Linked DNA regions of Homo sapiens: region 1 is linked to region 2. The links are chromatin contacts, found by Hi-C or POLR2A ChIA-PET in ENCODE. All regions are on one chromosome and are shown on one strand. The core of a region is the stretch at or near the end of the contact, and the rest is flanking DNA. Distances in the headings are between cores, read along the strand shown. Region 1 overlaps IL1RAP (interleukin 1 receptor accessory protein). Region 2 overlaps IL1RAP (interleukin 1 receptor accessory protein).

Evidence for each region. Hi-C counts contacts between places; a loop is a spot of excess contacts on that map. ChIA-PET counts read pairs that join two places held with the same protein, here RNA polymerase II (POLR2A). Pooled maps may share reads with other maps.
Region 1: a loop to region 2 is called in a map of CD14-positive monocyte, with 4 times the contacts of the local background. The contact joins two enhancer-like sites. A Hi-C loop is called at or near these places in 4 of 168 maps with a recorded cell type or tissue (CD14-positive monocyte, HepG2 and naive thymus-derived CD4-positive, alpha-beta T cell) and 11 of 50 pooled maps. POLR2A ChIA-PET finds 5 or more read pairs at or near these places in 8 of 52 experiments (activated CD4-positive, alpha-beta T cell, activated CD4-positive, alpha-beta memory T cell, activated CD8-positive, alpha-beta T cell and 3 more).

The regions. Positions count from the first base shown.
Region 1 is chr3:190,616,170-190,621,944 of GRCh38, forward strand. It overlaps IL1RAP (interleukin 1 receptor accessory protein), which reads left to right. Exons shown (of 12, transcript NM_002182.4): 6 at 4,106-4,271. Among named protein-coding and RNA genes, the nearest start is that of LINC02013, 80 kb to the right of the region's middle. Within about 2 kb of position 2,587, at least 2 of the 41 ENCODE cell types and tissues checked have a DNase peak (open chromatin) inside an H3K27ac peak, as active enhancers do; they include CD14-positive monocyte, where a contact is called at or near this core.
Region 2 is chr3:190,564,186-190,570,258 of GRCh38, forward strand. IL1RAP (interleukin 1 receptor accessory protein) reads left to right here. Exons shown (of 12, transcript NM_002182.4): 3 at 104-168. The coding sequence starts at 105. Among named protein-coding and RNA genes, the nearest start is that of IL1RAP, 53 kb to the left of the region's middle. RefSeq lists an enhancer at 1,672-2,871. Within about 2 kb of position 2,371, at least 16 of the 41 ENCODE cell types and tissues checked have a DNase peak (open chromatin) inside an H3K27ac peak, as active enhancers do; they include CD14-positive monocyte, where a contact is called at or near this core.

The DNA of each region.
Region 1 (5,775 bases), core at 1,337-3,836, 52 kb after region 2:
CTTCAGGCCATATAAATCACCTACTCTGTACTTCGATAGCACTTCATTCATATCTTGTCTTTATTATTCTAGAGATTTTCTCTTTTTTCTGTAGTAAGTAGTGACCACTCTTTTCCTGTCTCTTTCTCTTTCCCTTCAATACCAAGCACACAGCATAAAACTGAGCTAACTATATTGTACTTAGAAATTGATTAAATAATTGAATGAATTAGCCTGCCCTGTAAAATTCCAGAGAATAAGCACCATTTGTGGTTTTTTTTTTTCTGGCAATTGTATAGCCAGCTCCTAACCCAGTGCCTGGCCCATAGGAGGGACTTTGTAAATATTTGTTGTGTAATCATTGCATGACTTAATTCTGTTAATTGGAAGTGACTAGTTTATCTAACTCTTCTAAGACTTCATAGCAAAGTATGTGTTTTATACCAACTTTATCTTGAATGCAAAAACTTCAGTAGATACTACTAACAGTTCAAACCTTGTATCTCAATTAAACTCTTTGTATCTTTACATCTACTTTCCCTTTCCATCCTACAACCCACCATCCAATGTCTTATATTCCAAATACTCATCAGCACTTATACACTCGATGAGCCCTCAGCTCCATGCCTTTTGGGTCTTGGCTTCTCTCATTCATACCTTTGATCAGGCAACACTAACGTGTCGAGCATTTACCAAGCACCAAGTATTGAGCAAGTTTCCGACCACGCAGATATGGAACTTAAAAACCCCACTGTCCCTCATACAAGTTAATTTTCCAAAGGAGGAACTCTGCATGAAAACAGAGCATTATAATAATGTAGTTTAAGTACTAACAGTCAGGGAAAAAAATTAAGACAATACAGGTGAGTTCTTCACGCTTTTTCCTGTGCCTGAAGTGTCTACTTCCCATGTCTACCTTCTTCCTCAACAGATGTTAATATTCTTATCATTTAAGAACCAGCCCAAATCTTTCTTCATTAAGTTTTTCTAAGTTGTTTTGTTTTTATTTCATACTCCCTTGACCCTAAATGCCTTTTATTGTGTTTGTTGCAATCCTTCATTAGACCATGAATAACTATAAGTTAGAATTGTATCATTTCCATTTTGGTGCCTTCACACAGTTCTTTACACATTGTTGGTTTCTTGAATGGAAACACTTGTTCTTACTTCATCATGACATTCCTCCACTGCACCCTTCCCCTCCCCACATGATTCGTTTCAGTTGAAAGATCCCAAAGTCATTTCTTGTGTTGTTCTTTACCTATATGTTGTGGTCGGTTGCCACAGCAACCATAGCATGGTTGAAAAATCGCTCTTCTATTTAACTTCTCTCTTTTGAATTCAGAATGAGGAACTAATGGGTCAACTAGGATTGTTTGTCTTCTAGTCAGACAAGTGTTTGCTTTATTGTGGAAATTCACTTACTGTTCACTCATTTCTTATATTTTAAAGCAAGTTTCCTATTCTTGGAGAATCTAAATCTTTTTTTATGTTTGTTTTCTTCTGGATTCCAAATAAATGGTTTTGAAATCATTATAACATTTTCAGGTTTTATTTTTATCAACAGTTTATTATGTTTAAAATTATCCTATGTGTCTCAGGTACATGTGTTGTGAAGGGTCTAGAGACAGAGTTGCTGATAAGAAAGAGAGAGCTAACCAGACACACAGCAGGTTAATGTTCATAGACATTTGTAGTGTAACAATGCCCTGAATTACCCTCACACACGTATTAGAATGTAAAATATTCCCTTTATTTCTAAAATGTTTTAGGCCTAATAGCTTTGAAACAGCTATAAAAAGTTTCTTTCATCACATTCTTAAGGAAATACTGTTGACAAGTTCAGTAAAAATAATTGACTTCTCATCCTCAAAAGTGTGCTTCCTCAGTTTACCACTGATTGCAGGAATTAGCCTGTTTTAAGTGATAGAGCCACATCACGCTTTTCACTCAGGCTGGCTCCAGGGATGGCACAGGTTCAGGGCTGCTATATGGAATGAAGAGACACTATCAGGTGAAATTAAAAGCAAGGACTTTGAAACAAGTAGATCTGAATTCAAATTCCAGCTTTAACACTGTCTGGTGGTATGACATTGACAGTTACTTAACGTTTCTAGGCCTTGTTCATTCATCTATAAAACGGAGGTAAAAGCATTACAAACTTTACATGTTTGGAATAAGGATCAGACGAGACAGAGTATATGTTAAGTGCATGTCTCAGTATAATTTTTTATAGCCTCAACTCACTGCTGAGGAGAGGTATTCATTCTTAGTTAAGAAGCTGATGAAAGACCGTTATTCGGCTTTCTGGAAAACTGAATTTCAGCTCTCTACTGTGTTATCTAGAATATCTCTGTCTCATTTTTTCCGTCTATAAAATTACAGCGTATTTAGTCTGATCTGTCTACTTCACAGGAGTTTCAGAATAGCTAAGCTAACAAATGAGGGGGAAATACCTTTGAACTGTTTAAATGAAAAGTACCACAAAAATAAAATAGTTCTATTGATACTGTAAACTCAATTCAAACCAAATCTGACATAAACTTATAAGAATACAGGCCTTTGAGACCTTATCCTTTGTGATATCCTAAGGATATTGAAATCGTTTGCTGACCTGACAAGTGTCTACAAGTATTGCTTATCTTACAGGAGAAGCTGCGTTGAAAAAAATACGTTACCCAAGCTTATAGTAGCTTCCTCTTGATGATCTTTTCCATGAAATGGAAGTTCAATGCTGTTCTTAAAATACACATTTCCTGTGACAAAGCATTACAAAATGTGCCTCAATGTAACTGTCATATTTCAAAGTACATGCTCCAGGAATTGAAGAAAACCTTAATCATACAAACATTAAAGATGAAATATGTGAATAAAAAAAATTGAAGTTACAAGCTAGTAGTAGACTCCCAGAAATTTAAAGATGTAAAAAGCCTTAGAGATAACCTAATCTTTTTGTCATAGGTGACTTATTGATATTTAAAAGAAAAACAAAAGCTTTTCTAAAAGTAAATGTTCAACATATATTTTTGTCACAGATAGTGTATTGATTTTTTTTCTCAAAAACAGCAAAAAGTAATAATTTAGCCAAATAGTGAGACTGAGAATTTGAAACAGGATTCTAGATATGTTGAATGAGATAGTTGTGGACTGAGATAGTTCAATTTCTCAATTTTAAATGTCAACAGTTATATGCAAATGTGAATTAGGAGCAGAAATACATTCCTAGATCTTGATCAGGCCCATGAAGATATTTTATTTTTAGTTTCTGAAATCTGTGATACTCAGTTATAAAAATGGGATAAAGTTGGTGGCTCATGCCTGTAATGCTAACACTTTGGGAGGCCCAGGCAGGCGGATCACGAGGTCAGGAGTTCAAGACCAGCCTGGACAGGATGGTGTAACCCCATCTGTACCAAAATTACAAAAATTAGCCAGGCATGGTGGCGCGCACCTGTACTCCCAGCTTCTCAGGAGACTGAGGCAGGAGAAGTGCTTGAACCCAGAAGACTGAGGTTGCAATGAGCTGAGATCACGCCACTGCACTCCAGCCTGGGTCACAGACTGATGAGACCCTATCTCAAAAAAAAAAAAAAGTAATAAAAGAAAAATGCAAAACAGTTTGGAAATATCTGATACAGGGAAACAACAGGGTGATTAAAAATGCCAATCAGACATCTAAATTGGGGCCTAGATTATCAGACGGAGTGACTGGAGTCCCAAATTAATATAATCAGTGAAGAAATATTATAAAAAGAAAAAGAATTGCTTTCTAAATAGCAGGTCTTGCAGTTGCTCAAGTTTCCTTAGTCATTATTTCAAAACTGTAACTTTGCTTTACTATCAACATAGGATGCCCAGAATTTGATCCTGAGACAGGAAGCCTGTGTTTTTGAAGTCACACTTTAGTTTAGAATTTTAATTTCTCATGATCAGAAAAGATAATGACAGGTGTTTCATTTATTCTTCGCAGAAATCTTGTCAAATACTTGACCAAAATAGTTTTATAAAAACTGCAGCATGAATATTTCGGTGTTCTGTGCAAAATTAGATGTGAGTGTGCGTGTGTTTGTATGTTTTCTATGCATGTATCTAAAAAGTAAACTTTTTTTTTTTTTACTTTTTCTAGGGCTGTTATAAAATACAGAATTTTAATAATGTAATACCCGAAGGTATGAACTTGAGTTTCCTCATTGCCTTAATTTCAAATAATGGAAATTACACATGTGTTGTTACATATCCAGAAAATGGACGTACGTTTCATCTCACCAGGACTCTGACTGTAAAGGTAGTAGGTAAGCATGATTAGTGTCCAGTACACACAACAAGCATGTGATCATCTTGTTATGGTTTTTAATAGTTTATTACACACTAGTATGTAAATTGTATAAGAAAAGTGATTCATGTTTTTTGTTTACAGTACTGTCTCTAGAGCCTTCAACAATTCCATGCACATCGTAAGCATTCAGTAACTGTTGGTCAACTGAATGAATATGTGAATAAATGAATGAAGTAAAGGTAGTTTGGGGAGGGAAAGGAGCACCAGACAGATCTGTGTTCAAATTCTGTCACTGCCACTTATTAGAAACATGACGTTGAACAAGGTCCCTGTCTTTATCTGTACTCTGGAACTGCAATTGATTGAGAATATTTAAAAAAATATTCATATTGTATTAATGCAGTTTCAGGCAAGCAATAGAGACTCAGTGCAACACTTTTGTCAAAAGAATGTTTTACTTGGATTAAGTAAACTCTATTTTTCTACATACTGAAACTGCTGTACCTATTGCTGAAGGTATTTGCTGGCAATAATGTTCAACCATTATTTTGCACTAAGAGAATAGGGGGTGAGAAACTAGGAAAGTGGGAAAGGCAATTCTTAGACAGAGTTGACAAACTCCTAGCAAACCCAGAAATAGAGAAGTAGTGTCAGGATATATGGCTTTTGGGGATTACCCCTAAATACCACTGTGTCCAGTGTATTAAAAAAGATAGCATCTCTGGGTATTGTTTTGTCATACCCCATCTTTTAATAGATGGAAACATTAGGCTCACTGACAAGAAGTAACCTGTTTAGAGACACTCAGTGAGTTACTTGAAGAAGTAATTCTAGATCCCAGGTCTCTGCTCAGGGCTTTTTCTACTGGTCTGACATGATTTAGTATAAGTTAGCTACAAACAGCCTTTCATATAGTGCAAATAGTATTCAAACAATGTCGTAATCACTTCTGTTCTTTTTCTGCTTACTTTCTAAATAATGCTGAGTTGGGGATTAATTCATAAGAAAAAAACAGACTAAATTTTAAAAGTCAAATGAATAATGTAACCTTATATTCATCTTAGCAGTTGTTTCTAATATATGTGCTTAAAAGTATGCATTTTGGGGAAGTTGGGAATAAGCATACTTTGTCACTCTGATTAACAGATTTAAAAATTCACAGACAGATCTGGGCACTGGGGGCTTCTTTCTCAAATTTCAAGCAACACAAGTTTGTTGTTTTAAAGCTGCAAAGTGTTGAGTATTTATTATATGCCAGTAGCATATCCTTAATATATATTCCTTAGTTTATTTCTCATAGTGAAACTGCGATATGAGTTTTAATTATCCTCATTTTAGAGTTATGAAAAATTAGCTTTTCAAAAATTAGGAAAAACCAAGTAACTTTGCTTTTGCATTTTTATATGGTTAATATATGGCCAAATCAGGATTAGAACTTGGTTATTAAATCTTTGGAGCTCATACTTTTGAAGACAATACTAAAAACTCTACTCAATGTATTATTTTTAAAAAATTAGGAG
Region 2 (6,073 bases), core at 1,121-3,620:
ACAGTCCCTAGTCTATAGTCAGCAGGCATGAATGCTAGTTATTATTATTTAAGCCCTTGAAAGTAGTAAGTGATTTCCCTTACCTTTGTATTTATGGTTACAGGATGACACTTCTGTGGTGTGTAGTGAGTCTCTACTTTTATGGAATCCTGCAAAGTGATGCCTCAGGTAAGTGAATGGCTTTTGACAATGTATTAAAATGCAAGTCATGCGTAGGGTAATGAGTCCACTCTTCCTGAAAATGAATTTAAATAAACATAATGTTATTCATGTCCATTGTCTTCTGCGGTAGCAAATAATCATAAAGCAGAATAATAGAATTTTGATGATGGAAAGAACCATTGCTGTCTCTAGTCTTCATGGGATAGAGTACACAGGGGGCAGTGGGCCGCTGTGTTTAAACACAGGTATTTTTCATTACCTTCACACTCAGCCAACTAGAATATTGCTTTTTTCCCTTACCTCAGGTCCTATGGGGGAAAAATGGGAGTGATAATAGCACAATCTGTTTTTCAAATTTGAGCCAGTGGTGGAAAAGTTATCAGTGGTAATAATCCATTGAGATGTTAAATAAAATAATGAGTTTTTGTCATATTGTTTCTATATAGGAAAAAGAAAGGATCTGTCTTTAGACTCATTCTTTCTCTGGATGTTGCTTTATAAGAGGAACCAGCTAAGACCTTTATAGAGTTTGAAAACCAAACTCAGTCATCATGGGCCTGGATCACGTGAAATTAGATATGGAAGAGACTTGCTATTTGAAAGTCCATCTTTTCAGATCTCCTCTTCTTCCCAGAATTATGCCCAGAATCACTCTCTATCTCTGACTATTAATCATTACATTTCAGCCTATGTTTTTGGACTAATCAAATTCTTAGAAAGTTTTTAGTACATAAAACTGAAATTTGTCTCTTTGATTTTAGTATCTAAAACTGAAATTTGTCTCTTTCCAAACATTTACTTGGTTCAACTGTAGGACTGAAAAAAAAAAAAGAAACAAACAAACAAACAAACAAAACAACCAAAACCTAATGCAATGGTTCTCTAATTGTAATGAAGGGAACCTAGAGGTCCTCATTTTATAAAGCTTTTCATGTAAAATTCCCCTGAACACCATAAACCATACTTTACATATCGTTGCTTTAATTCCTTTTCTTTGTGAGAGGGCTTCTGCAATGTTAAGTTAGCTACCATATAACCATGACCTCAGTGTTCTGCAATATATGCCTTCAACTGTTTTTCATATGACATGGATTTGAGCTCTCCTACCATCCTGATCATCTTTTCTGGGTGCGTTTCAGCTTTTCTATGCCACATAAAACATTGTATTAGAAACCAAAAATAGTACTAAAGGAGTGGTATAAGTAGGACAGAGTACAGCTCAGTGCTGAAACTAGCAGTAACTTCTAGCCTTGTTGGCCCTTTGGGGCTTCACAGAGGAATGGCTGTAGATAACCGGAGATGTTATTCGGCTGGGATGCGCTAGGAGACAGCTCCTTGGCTGTTTAGTCCAGCATCTGTCCTGCTTGGTTAGGTGTCGCGTTTGATAGGTGAGTTTCTTGATGTCCTGATTTTCAAATATGTTAAATATAATTCTTGATTTTAGTTTGTTCTTATTTGATTTAGTTCTATGTTTGAATGCTATCTGCTCACAGAGGCTTCCTTGACCATCTTAACTAAAAATCCCTACCAGTCACTCTCTCTCCCTCCATCCTGTTTTAGTTTTCTTTGTAACACTCACATTCCCTGATATTATATTAGCCTTCTTTCTCTTCTCTCCTCCTCCTCCCTCTTCCTCTTCTCTTGTTTCCTCCTCCTTTTCCTTCCTTTTTTTCTTCCTGAACTCCCTGTCCTTCCTCCTTTTCTGCCTCCCTTCTTTCCTTTCTCTCCATCTCTTTTTCTTCCTCCTTCCCTCCCTCTGTCTTGGATTTTAAGCTGCCTGAGGGCAGGAACTTGTTCAGGAACTTTTGTTTGTTATCCAAACACTCAGAATAATACTGACACATAGACACATAGCAGATGCTCAATACATAGGTGTTAAATGGTTGAATACATGTCCCTTTACATCCTTTCCCCTGCCCCCAGACTGTCCAGTTTTATAATGGAACGTGTTTGGGTTCATGCCAGTAATTCATCATGTGGTTTTATGTCCTCCCTCATCCTGAAGGAAGAGGGACAGGTGACTGTGTTACCATTGCTGAAGGATCATGGAGGTTCCAGAAGCTAATGAGTGCTGGTGCCTTCCCAGCAGTCCTGACCATGTTACTTTTCTGAATGACCTTTACTGTAATCCATCCAAGGAGTCCCCAGCCCCCACCTCAAGTGCTGTTGGTAAGAGAGCTTTCTATCCAGGAACTGTGACTCATAATTCTGCCAGGGGAAGCTAACTTCTTGAATAAGATAAGTTCTCATACCAGCCACATTGCGTCACCGTGGGAGCAGGAAACATGTTGTAATCCCCTCAGCCCATCTGGCACGTACTCATTTGCCTTCCTTATGAAGAGGTGTATTGTGTCTGACAGTGATGCCACTTCCTAGTTGGAGGGAGAGGAACAAAAAGGACATGTTGTTGACAAAAACGAAAAGAGCAACTGGCTCTGGGCTAGTGGGGGAAGAAAGAAATCATTGCGCATCTTGAGGGATCAACCAACCTCTCTGCACATGAAAGTATTGCCTTTTACAAGGCATCTGTGGATGCTGACAGATTTGTTGGTCTTTCATGAGGCTCTCCCTGTGCTCAGGTTCCCATCTCAACGGAAACACAGGTTGATGTGAGGAACAAAGCAGAAATGTTCTGAAAACCCTAAAGCAATCTACATGCGTATCATATTAGTAAGACATTTATTTTGTTCTGAGTCCTTCCATGTGGGCCTTTTAAGAGAATCCTCAAATATAAAAAAGAAACCATAAAAGCATAAGAACTTAGCGCCATGCAATGTGTTTTCACACGCAGTGAACTGGCCGTGAAGTCATACGATTCTGACTTCCGATCATGATTTTTCTGGTAGCAGTACTGTGATCCCCTTATCCCCTCAGGAATGGGGGAGCAACATTTTCATCTTAGGTGATGATAAAAGCAAATGATTTTTTAAGAAAGCTTTATTTCCCTTTAAGGAATTAAAGCTTGGATAATTATAATAGCGATTCTATAATTATAATGTGCTAGTTATAGTAATAATAATAAAGCTCCCTTTGCTTAAAAAAGCAGTTTGCATTGTACATATTCAATGTCAGTCTCACACCCAAACCATGGGGTAGTCAGAGCTGTTGTAACTACCTTTGTTGGGTAAGACAAGTTAGGATCAAAGTATTTAATTGTATTACTCGAAGTCACACAGCTATACTTAGCATGCTTGTGACTTCAACGAGTTTCTGGATTCCTGACATCCATATTATTTTTACGAAATATGCTCCAGTTGGGGTCTATTAGAATATAAATTACTAAGAAAAAAGATTAAGATCTAAGGGATCACAGGTAATCATTTTGCAAACTGTTGAAGAACCACTCTGTGATAGGTTTCTATGCTTTGTAGGTAAGGTATATCCTTACACGCTTATCCTGCCCCCTCACAGCACTGAAACATTTTCTTCAGGAGGAAAATGATTGTAATACAAAATTCAAACCCAATATTCCTTTTTTTGCTTATTATAGTATTAAATATTTTCACTAATAAACTCGAAGAAGTTCTGTTTGTAAGACTTCGAAATGGAAACTTCAGCTCAATACACGTCTCTTTTGCTGTGCCTCATTGGCAGTGTGTCAGGAAGCTGAACTGTTAAAAGCTGCCTTTGGAGTAGACATAAATTTTGGAACCTGTGATCCCAAGTTGAGGAGGTAATAAAAATAGCACCATATAGAATATAGTGAATTTAAAAAATATTACCATATCAAAATTATTTGCTGGACAAATCACATGAAAAAGAGAGTACACTGCCACCCCAAAATGCAGGCACACACACGGATCTTTGAGAAAGATTTTATTTCAAAGTCAACAGTTGACTGTGTGCCAGGTGCAGGGCTGGATTTCACACACATTATCAGGAACTTCGCAGGAACCATTGTACAGGGGTAGGGGCTGGAGACTCTTCTACCTGTTTGATAGTTTAGGAAATGAAGATCCAGGGAGGTGGCCCAAGTGCTCATGATAGCCTGGCTTGCCTGATAGAGCCAGGCTGCCTTGACTCCAGAAACAGTGCTCTTTTTTATTTTTCCATACTATAATTGCCTTTCTTTAGGACTGTGCTCTGCTACTAGAAGTAAGATCCTCTGATTCCTTTTCCATTATATTTTACAAAATTGGTAGAGAATGGAAATCATCTATCCAATGATTGGGAGTGAATTATACAATGCAAAATAAATAAATAGTAAAAAACACTGTGGTTTCCTAGTAATTGAGAGATTCAAGTTCTGTTTTACTCTGTGACTTGTTTGATGACAGTAAAGGGGTCATTTCATCACTTTTTGTCATTGCATCCTTATTTATAAACCAAGCCAACCAACCAAACAATTAACAAACAATAGCAGCAGATCCCAGTCAATTCCAGTTTCTTGATTTTTATGAAGGAACACTATGCATCATGGACACACACAGGGTATACTCCTATTAGCTACTTAAATTCTTTCTAATAACAATGTTAACAATGATTTCACTTTATTCTAAAGATCATGCGTTTGACCATTTTAGATTGTAGAATCCAGGGTTAGTAAGAGGAATTTCTTATTTTAAGAGGAATACAGTAAAGTTTGAGAGAAGGAAGAGGAAATAATTACCAAATAGAATTCCGTGAGAGCAGAGAAAGTTACCAATCCTATCAGGAGATATTGGGGAAGACTTAATCATTGCTCCTTCCTAGGAAGAAACGCATCTCTTATTTGGGAATGAAATAGTTCAGGGCAACTCAAAAGATAGTGCAAAGGCATTTAGAAGCCAAGCTGGAAAGGTAGGTTGGGAACAAATTATGCAGGACGGGAATTACTTCAGGTAAAGAGAATGTCCACATTTAATGTATTTTGGTTATAGTTGGCTAGGTTTCTTTTCCTTTTTTTAAATTCTGTCGTATTTTTGCAAGGACATACACTATTATTAATTCTATGTGATGGTTCTTTCACCTTTTGGTAAGAATTCAGTTTGTTACCAGCCCCAGTGGCCTCATTTTATTTGAATATCCTTGCTTTAATAACTCCGTGCTCAGATATACTTGTGACATTGTGTCCTGTCCCAGTTGCCCATGGCTGGTCATCCTGAACACTCTTCATTTCTATGTAATTTAGTCCAAACATTTGGAAAATGTATGAAGAATACTGTTTCATTTTATTCTTAGTCCTAAAGGTCATTGGAATTACAGAATTTCACCCTGTTGTCATTTAAATGATGCCTCTCGGAAGCAGATCTCTTCACTTTTTTTTTTTTCTTTAGCTGTGTTTATAGCTTGAAGCACACTTATATTTTAGTTACTTATATTTCCCAAGGGTGGATTTACTGTAGCCTGATTGAAAAGAAATTTAAGTACCACATAATTGGCTTGATACTGAGTTTGCAAATACACAGCTTCTTGTATCACAGTGATAATTCTAAGTTTAGAAAAATGACCTGGTTCTTTTTCACATGGCTGTGTTAGTTAAAGGAAACCAGTATTTTTGTAGGAACTCCTGCATACCGTTGTAGGAAAAAATGTTTGTTTTACAAGAATTTATTCTACCCTTTGAATTACCTTTGTTTTTGCTATCCTTTCCCTCACTCCCCCAACCCTGAATATTCATTTCTACCATATTTTAGGGACCAGATTGCCACCTTAGCAGTGACTCACTACCAAGACCAGTTTCTACCCACTTTTCTTTCACCACTTAAAAAGTTTCTTTTCTGTTTAACTGATTAACTTTTTAGAAAATAAAATATATACCCACCCAGGATAACAACACAATGATTGCTTTATTTTTAAATCCACTGAGTGCTGCCATCTCTCATTTATTTTTGAGGAACAGTGAGAAAATGGATACATTTAACAAATAATTTGGGAACCTCAGTCACCTTCAAGTTACCTGCTATCCAAACCTATAAAAGCTGATGTACAA